Regions from separate parts of the Homo sapiens genome. Here region 2 is linked to region 1. Evidence: read pairs that join two places in POLR2A ChIA-PET (ENCODE). Cell type or tissue: Panc1. All regions are shown on one strand. Links, peaks and the distances in the headings refer to the core of each region. The heading gives the core; the rest is flanking DNA. Region 1 overlaps BACH2 (BACH transcriptional regulator 2). Region 2 overlaps BACH2 (BACH transcriptional regulator 2).

Evidence for each region. Peaks named below come from ENCODE experiments on the same cell type or tissue, not always from the same donor. Only the 100,000 strongest peaks of a DNase experiment are listed, where the experiment ranks them.
Region 2: POLR2A ChIA-PET joins it to region 1 with 9 read pairs; 4 of 35 experiments call an interaction of 5 or more read pairs at or near these places.

What each region holds. Positions count from the first base shown.
Region 1 is chr6:90,220,389-90,224,790 of GRCh38, forward strand. All of the region lies in intron 3 of BACH2 (BACH transcriptional regulator 2), which reads right to left. Among named protein-coding and RNA genes, the nearest start is that of BACH2, 74 kb to the right of the region's middle. RefSeq lists an enhancer at 1,678-2,877. In Panc1, for the core only: no CTCF peak of the experiment used is centred there; a DNase peak (open chromatin) is centred at 2,304; H3K27ac peaks cover 225 bases.
Region 2 is chr6:90,116,635-90,121,036 of GRCh38, forward strand. The region is part of intron 4 of BACH2 (BACH transcriptional regulator 2); the gene reads right to left. Among named protein-coding and RNA genes, the nearest start is that of BACH2, 180 kb to the right of the region's middle. In Panc1, for the core only: no CTCF peak of the experiment used is centred there; no DNase peak of the experiment used is centred there.

The DNA.
Region 1 (4,402 bases), core at 109-4,108:
ACAAAAGAAAGAATATCATTAAAAAGTGACTAACCAGAATGTCAGATTTTATCAATGTGGCAGAGCTACAGAGGATTTGTCAGGGGAGGACTGTTTATTCAGGCTAACAAGGGTGCCAGGAAGGCCACTACCTATGTAAACTTCTTAAACCCACAGCCCTTGTCAGTCCTCATTTCCATGATCTGAAATAGGTGTTGTGTTAGCTATTTCTATCAATAAGGGACATTAAAATTCTGCTGCATGTAGGTTTTTAGAGAGTGACAGAAAAGGAAATTTTTAATTTCAGAAGCCTTAGGAAAATTGTCCACAGATGATGGCGTCTATTAAATGCTGTTTGAGGTCTCAAAACCATAATACAAACTTTAAATTGCATTAGCTTGACTGCCAAGAAAAACAATAACAGCATAGTTAATAAAAAGAAAGAAAAATTAGCAATTTAAAACTTCAGTATTTTCATAGTTAACTACCTGGTTTTCTAAGCACTGCAGAATCATTTTATTACAGGTATTTGTGCTTTTCATAAATACTGGTGCCTGGGCCCCTTTCCTCCAGCTCAATTATACAAGGATCCCTGAGTGGGGAGGTATTTTTGAAAAGCTTCCCAATTTTGTGCAACTAAAGTTGAGAAGTGTTGCCTTATGTGAACTAACATGATAGTAGAAACCATCTCATCAAAATAAAAATGAAACCTTTGGTATAGAAATGTAAATGAAATTTAGGAATAGAACAGTAGCTTTCCAAACTTGTTCTGAAGTGAAATCTTCAATCAAACAAAATCTTATATGAAATCCCTATAAGCAAGATAGGTAAAAAGCAGTAATTTATACTGTCCTTTTATACTTTTAGTCTGTACAATATTCATGGATTTTTTAAGTTCAAAGTTATAATTTTTTAATCATAAGCCACCCAGTGAGAAAAAGGAGGCCATTTTATTGAACACAAAACCTGAAATTGAGGTTAAGGCTGAAAGGTCCAGTCCTATACACCTCAGCATCTAATTTTTTCCATGGCCAATGGTTAAGATGATCAAGGTCTGATGTATATAAAAATAGCAGTGTGTATAGCAGGATGAAAATTAGTTCATAAGTTAATGTAATAAACATCCATTAAGTGCTTACTACACACGAGGTACTGCCCTGTGGTCATCAGAGAAATAAGTTGCAGCCTTTCCCTTGAGGAGTCTACTTAAGACGACACCTAATGGCAGAACAGCAAGACAAATGCAATAATGGAGGTGCTGAGAGACACTATATGGGAAGGAGTGGCTAATTCTGCTTGAGGAAATAGGGCGTGACATCACCAGCAAGGGACAATTAAGTCAGGTCCTAAAAGTGTGAGCAGGATTTTTGACACCTAAAAAAGGAGGGACATTTCAGAAAGAAGAAACTGAATGTGAAAAAAATTAAAACCCGTAAGTATAAACAGGGTTGGTGAGTCTGGGGGTTATGAGAAATTCTGCAAGGGACAGGAAGGGCTGGGAGATGAGGCCAAAGAGGTAACTGAGTCCAGGTTATAAGAAACTCTAAATGTCATGATATAGCTTAGACCAGTGCTGGCCAACAGAAACACAAGGTGAACTAAACCTGTAATTTAAAACTTTTTAATAACCACATTAAACAAATAAAAAGAGAGAAATTTACTTAATATTATAGAAAAAAGTATTATTTTAACATGCTATCAATATAAAAAGTATTAATGTGCTATTTTACAAATTTTGTTCATACTGAGTCTTTGAAACAGGGTGTGGATTCTACACTTACGGCACATCTCAATTTGGACAAGCCACATTTTAAGAGCTCAACAGCCACCTGTGGCTAGTGACTATTATATTTGGAAAGCACAGGTTTAGCCCTTATTTTGCAGGCAGTGCAGACCAAAGGATATGCTTGGTTTTATTTCATGAGACAATGGCAACAATGTGAAGAAGCAGAAACATTGGGTCTGGGAGAAGGCTTCTGAGGTGGCTTCCACAGTCCATGCAAGGGACACAGAGAAGAACAAGGCTCAGAGCAAGTAGGATGGCATGGAAGAGTCAGAGTCAGAAGATACTTGTAAAAGGAATTCAGAAAACTTTAGAAGACTGTATGTGAGGGATCAAGTGAAGGACTCACAGAACCATTACATTTTTTTCATGCTGAAATTTGTGCTTAGAATGAAAGCTCACTGATTGTGTATTTAATATGAAGTTTCATTGTTCCTTTTGAGCTTGCTTCCTTCTGCAGTAGAATGCAGTGTCACTTATGTAGGATATAGTAAATTCCTCTTCAAAGAACCAATATGGTACGTTCAGCATGTTCAGCTCTCCTGTTCTTTGTTCTCCATTTTAAAGTTTAAAACTTCCTCGTTCTTTATGTCTCCTTGCCCCTAGTTTCAGTAAACAACCCCCTCTTAGCCTCTATCATCTGCTCTTAGTCATCCTTAGTCACCTGCTCTGTCCTTAGTCAACTGCTCTGTCCTTAGTCATCCTTAGTCACCTGCACTGTCCTTAGTCATCCTCTGTCACCTGCTCTCAAACAGTCCTTCCTGCCGAAACTACTCAACCCGCCACTCTGGCGCGCACCCCTGCTCTCTTTAAAACAGCCAATCGGAATTAGCTTAGACTGTGTGGTCCAACCCTAGCCAATAGGGGAAAGACACAGCAGTAGGGACTAGCTGCGTTAAGGATAAGACCCACTTCCCCTTCCTTGTCCAGTGTGCTCTCGCCATTGCTCCATCCATGAGACGCACCCTTCTATAGAAGCAAATTGCCTTGCTGAGAAAACTTTTGCCTGGGTGCTATTTTCACTTGGTGGCACCGAGCATTTACTTCCAACACTTAATAAACATGTGCTGAGTACCCACCACATGTTAGGCAACGCTGGGCACTGGGGAAGCAAAGCTACGACATAATTCTTACTTTCAAAGAGCTCAAATACAGTGTAGGAGACAAAACAAATTACAACAGAGCATTAAGTAAATTAATAAACAGATATGCAAAGAGGCCTACAAAATGTTCCATAATGTATAACTTAGAACTGTTTCATATAATGTATTCAATGGCACTTGTGAGATGGAGTGGGGCTTTCAGATAGTAAGGCTTCTATCAGCTGACTTTTTTGAGACAGGGCCTCACTGCAGTTGCCCAGGCTGGAGTGCAGTGGCGTGATCTCAGCTCACTGCAGCCTCGACCTCCTGGGCTCAGGTGATTCTCTCACCTCAGCCTCCCAAGTAGCTGGGACTACAGGTGCACACCACTACACCCAGCTAATTTTTTTTTTGTTTTTTTAAGTAGAGATAGGGTTTTGCCATGTTGCCCAGGATGGTCTTGAAAACATGGACTCAAGCAATCCACCTGCCCTGAGCTCCCAAAATGCTGGGATTACAGGTATGAGCCACCAGGCTCAGCCTCAATTGATTTTTAAAAGTGATCCAGAATATGATTTACTTCTGTGTCTGTATTTGGTTGCACTCACTGTATTAAGAGAATCCTGATACTCCTAAATACAGATAACACTATCTGAATCTCTGCTCTCAAAACTCAAATTTTCAGACAAATCTCTCGCTATTTGCTACTCTTACTACTTACTATCTGAAACTGAGAAACGAAGCTGACATGAACATAACAAGTTCAAATTCCTTTGCACTGGAATTTACAATGGGAAATTTTGGCACCTGAATTCTGGAAATGAGCAGATTTGAATTGTAAGGCACAGTTGTATTGGAAATTATAACAGTTCTTTAGCATTTCATTTGATAATCTCATAATATGCCTCAAAACTAATCTAAAAGCTTGGAGAAAATGCAGCAGTCAAGATTTTATTTCAAATTTTAATCACTAATGATAATTTGACAACTATTTAAGGTAAAAGAGTATCCAAAATGTAGAGTGGGTAGACATGATCCTCTAACAGAATGTACATCACTAAGTGATGTGTGTGGTGTTCACTTATTGTACAACTAGCCATTAATCCACACAGAAGCCTCCATCCCACAGAGGCTCTGAAACGCTGCCTGGCATGTCATCAAGTGTGCTGAATATGTGTGACAAGAGGAATTTGCCTGTTCAATTTATGATCAGGCTGGAATATGAAAAATACTGGGATGGAAGTTCCTAATCAATGATTCATTTATTTATAAGAAGTTCAAATATGTAAGCCAAAATAGTGGAAAACACTATTTCAAGGTTGACTTGGCAGTCCAATTCAATGTGCTGGTGGTCCTAATGTGTTAAAATTTGGTAGGTAGCACATTTGTGTGCATTTTCTTTTATTATAGTTATAAAACATAGTTTAAAATATATTAAAATGAAATGCAAATTAGATGTTTGCAGAGCCTCTGAAGTATCTCCAGGGAACTTCTGCAGACCAGAGTTTGAAGATCACTGGCTTAGGGACTTTGAGGTTAAAATGTAAATGGAAGAACA
Region 2 (4,402 bases), core at 306-4,305, 100 kb before region 1:
TACAGTGGTGTTATTCTTGCTACTTAAAAAAAGGTGATGTGATGGCAGTGATGGTCAATACCATATGGGGAAGACCAGGTCCACACTTTGTCTACAATCAACTGCTACCACATAAGTCTTCTTGGTTAAGTAATTTGCGCCTACAGTGACAGAATAGGTCCCTGGATACACTTCTATGTAGAGGTGTTCTCACTAGGCTGGGATGCCTCTGGAGCACGCTTTGATATTTGATAGATGCCTCCAGGACCAAGGGATGTCTTTTTTCTGTCTTTTCTCTGACCATTCCCTATGTCCAAGTACATGTGCAGCTTCAACTTCCCTCTGTGAAAATGATAGACATGGGTTGCTCCTTCTTTCTCTGGCACAGATGAATAATATTTCCCACACTAACTTGAAGTACTGTCTATGAATTCAGCCATTGTTCAGAAGAAAGCACTAAGGGTTGGGTGTTTCTCGTCTCTCTGGCCAACTTCTCAAGGTGCATGCGCCCAGCACTCTCAATAATCTTTCAACATGGAAATCTGATCATGTCACTTCCCTTCATCCCACTGATCTTGGGATGAAGCTCAAATATGGCTTCCAAGGCTGTTTATGAGTAGGACGCTGCTCCCTCTACAGCTTCATCTTTCACCACTCCTCCTACCCTGCTCTCTGCTCCAGCCATCTTGAATTTCAATTCTTTTCTCATCTGGGATTGACAGGCTCATTCCTTCTTCCCTCTTCCCTCTCTCTGGCTAACGCAACCTTTAGGTGTAAGATTAGAGAGCACTTCTCCTCAGAACCTTTCTGACTCTTCCTGTCTCATTTACTTCTTTACTGTTAGCTTGACTTTTTTTTTTTTTTGTAATTCTATAGCATCCTATACTTCTGCAATCACAGCATTTGTCATTCCTATGATGAATGCTCATTTATAGCCTCCTCCACTCAACTGTAAGCTCCTTAAGGGCAAGAACTCTGCTCCCCTGTGCATCACTGAGCCCTAGCACCTAGACTGCTACCTAAGACACAACAGGTGCTCAAAAATAATTATGGAATTATGAACAAAGGAACTAATCCATGAATCCCATCAAAGACAAAACAGGTAATTCTAGAGAGTGTATATGTGGTTAGCTTTTCCTTTTTCTTTAATGTCTTTGCTTCTTCCTAGTTCCTGTGCTTGATTTTCAGCATTCTTGTTTAGCTTTTACTTATGTTTTGGATCAATATACATTTCTCCATTATTTTGTGTTTTTCGTACCAAGCGAGAATAAACTTTACCTTACCTAAGTTTAGGCCCTTTTCCTCTAAAGTCTTTTTCACCTTCTCTGCTTTCACTATTTTCTACTTCATCCCATATTAACAAGCATCTAACTTATAAAGTATTCTGCAGTGTTTATTGACTATAATATTTTTCATTTATGACTCATTATAGTTTCATTTATGTGGCTATGTTAAAGACACTTAAGTCTAATAGAGAATGTAAGGGTCCTTAAAGTTGAAGTTCCAAAAGCAATTAAAATTTAAGATAATAAGCTTTAAAGCAAAGCCGTCTCCTATGGACATCCTTCAGGAATGTCATACTAACCAAGAAATCTGAAGGGGAACCATCTATTATTCATACTAAGGGAACAGGGACAATGGCTTCACACAGCTGACTTCTCTTTGCTACTGACTAGCTTTTTCTGCTCTGTGGATAATACAAACAGGATGAAAGGATCTTGATACTCCACAAGTAAATATCCTTTTTAAGCAGATGGCTTGCAAGTTAGGAAAAAAAGTTGCTCTCCAGTGATTAAAACAGCTCTCTGGAAGCCCACTTTATTGCATCTAAGTACATTGCTAGTCTCACTGGGAGAGTTTATTCCTTTCAAAGATCCAGCCTCTCAGCTGGTAAGAGTTTTGATAAATAATTTTGTTCTATCTATATGTACCTCTTGTTAATACAGGCATATCAATGATCAGTACTCATGAGCTAGAATTGACTTGTTCATGTTCATATTGTCTCAGTAATTCAAGAGACATGCATTTGATGAATGAAAATGCCTTAGTCATGGAAAGACCAAGATGCGCTCTTAAGAAAAGTTGACCATATTAAGCCAACAGGGTCATTGTAAGTATCTGATGTCAAAGTGGAATAAACAAAGGAACATCTGTTATTTGCAGTTATCCAAGAAGGTGGCAGCACAGTACAGTACAGTACAGTCATTAAGGCGTGGGAGCTGGGGTCTAACCAGACCTGGGTTTGGTTCTAAGCTCTGCCATTCACTACCTATATCTAGAAAATGTTCCTGACCTCCTTTAAACCCAATACCATAAAATGGAGATAATAGTACTTACCAAGTAAGATTTTTATGATGATTAAAGGAGACAATACATATAAAGTAAAATTTGAGCCCAGTCTCAACTATCTATCAAATGTTCAGAATATTTTACCTAAATTAAATATATGTTATCATCCACCTTCCTTTGCACAAACATGTGACATGATATCATATAAAATGAAGACTTTATTTATATGCAAGTCTTTAGGTGGCACTTGCAAGCTTCCATGTGCCTATGACATTTGGGAACTTCTATCTGCATGTTGTAGGAACTGTTCATATTTATACCTCTCATGCCCATGTGGCTACATTTTAAAATGATTCAGTCATGATTCTTCCAGGGTCTCCTGTGGGCCCAGCTCTGTCTTTACCTAATTATGTTAGTTTCAATCGACAACTATAATACGAAGACTTAATGAGGAACACAAATGAGAGTAATTCACATATACCAAAAATCAACTTAAACACACACTAATATAATGTTGAGAAATGCATTATTTAAAATACCCTGTACATTATAGAGAAATGCTTATCTTCAATCTTCCACTTGCTTTGTGGTGTCAGTTTACTGAGCTATTAATTTAAACTTAAAAGCCTGAAATTTGAATATACAGAATAGCTGAACAGCTGCAGAAACAAACTTATAAAAATATATACTGTTACCCAGCACATAAAAAAGCAATTATTTATTGAAAAAAATCAGAATTTAATATTACCCAGTAACTGCAAAAGTTGTTGAAAGGATATAATTAACATTTACTGAAGATTCTTAGGGGGTAAAAATATTTTAAATAAAACAAATATTTAGAAGTTCTTAGTTACTAGTAAAAACAATCTCTTTAAACATAACGTTCATCCACCTTGAAAAAAAATCTGCTGACTGGGACATTTCTAGATAATTTTGAAGCTCAAAAACGCCAAATCTATCAAAATCAGAGAGTTGCTCTTGGTTTGTGTTGTCACAATCTGTGACGAGACAATGGGTCTTGCTCAGGTCAGGGGACCATTAAGGACCCAGGAAAGCCAGCAAAGGACTAGGAGATTTTGATGTACTAGAAAGACACAGGATCAAGAGTCAGAAGACCTGGCTCTCACCCCAACTTTAGCTCTTGCTAGCAGTGTGACTGGTCTCATTCATTCATTCATCTATTCATGCCAGCTGCTGGGGACATCAATGAACAAGACAGACATATCACATATCACATATCACAAAGCTTATTCATTAAGGCCTCACCAGCACCCTAAAAATGGGGAGAGGACCGTAGAGTTGAGAAGAAGTTTAAATCAAACATCATAGGAAGAGGTCCATGATGGTCACCACTCTCATGGGATGAAATGTCTTTGGCTTCGTTTCTTTATTCATAGAACATGAGTACAACACCTGCTTTCTCTATTTCAGCAGGTACCAAACTCTGTGGGCATTTAACAATGTGTTAAACAAATTTGAAATAAAAAACCCTACTTTATTAAAATAAACCATTAGGAAAATCAAATAAGTACAAGGTTATCAGAGCAAAGCTTGCCTAGTTCACAAACATCTTCATGGATATGTTTAATGGCCCTTCAGAGGAAGCCAAATATTTGCATAACCATAAGCCTCCTTCAAATATCTTGAGACTTGTCATGATCTTAATTTGCCAAAGTGGGTCCCTATCTATGTTTGGCAGAACCGTTCAAATCATCTGAAAGCTACCTGCTTTTTGAACGGGTTTTTACTGATGAATTTTTGGGAGGAGTTCAGAACCTATCCAATAGAAAGTCTTTTAACCAATGGGCCCTAATCAACTGGATGGATCAATCAGCATTCTCCATCCCCTGTATAAAATATACTGACCAATACTGTGGTCAAACGAATACTGAATGTTCTCTCTCGAACTCTGGAGCACATCAGCTCTCTCTGCATAAACTGTTAATGTCAGCTATACTTGCTTTGTAATTACAGAAATTAAATATTATGTTGGCCCATAAAATATGAGTGTGAAAATAGTTATTTGTATGAAAATTTAGTAAAATTAAAGAAATGAAAGTAAGTCACTAGAGGAAATCTGCCATTGAATTAGATATGATTGAGACAACTGTGAAAGATTGGGGAAATAATAAAA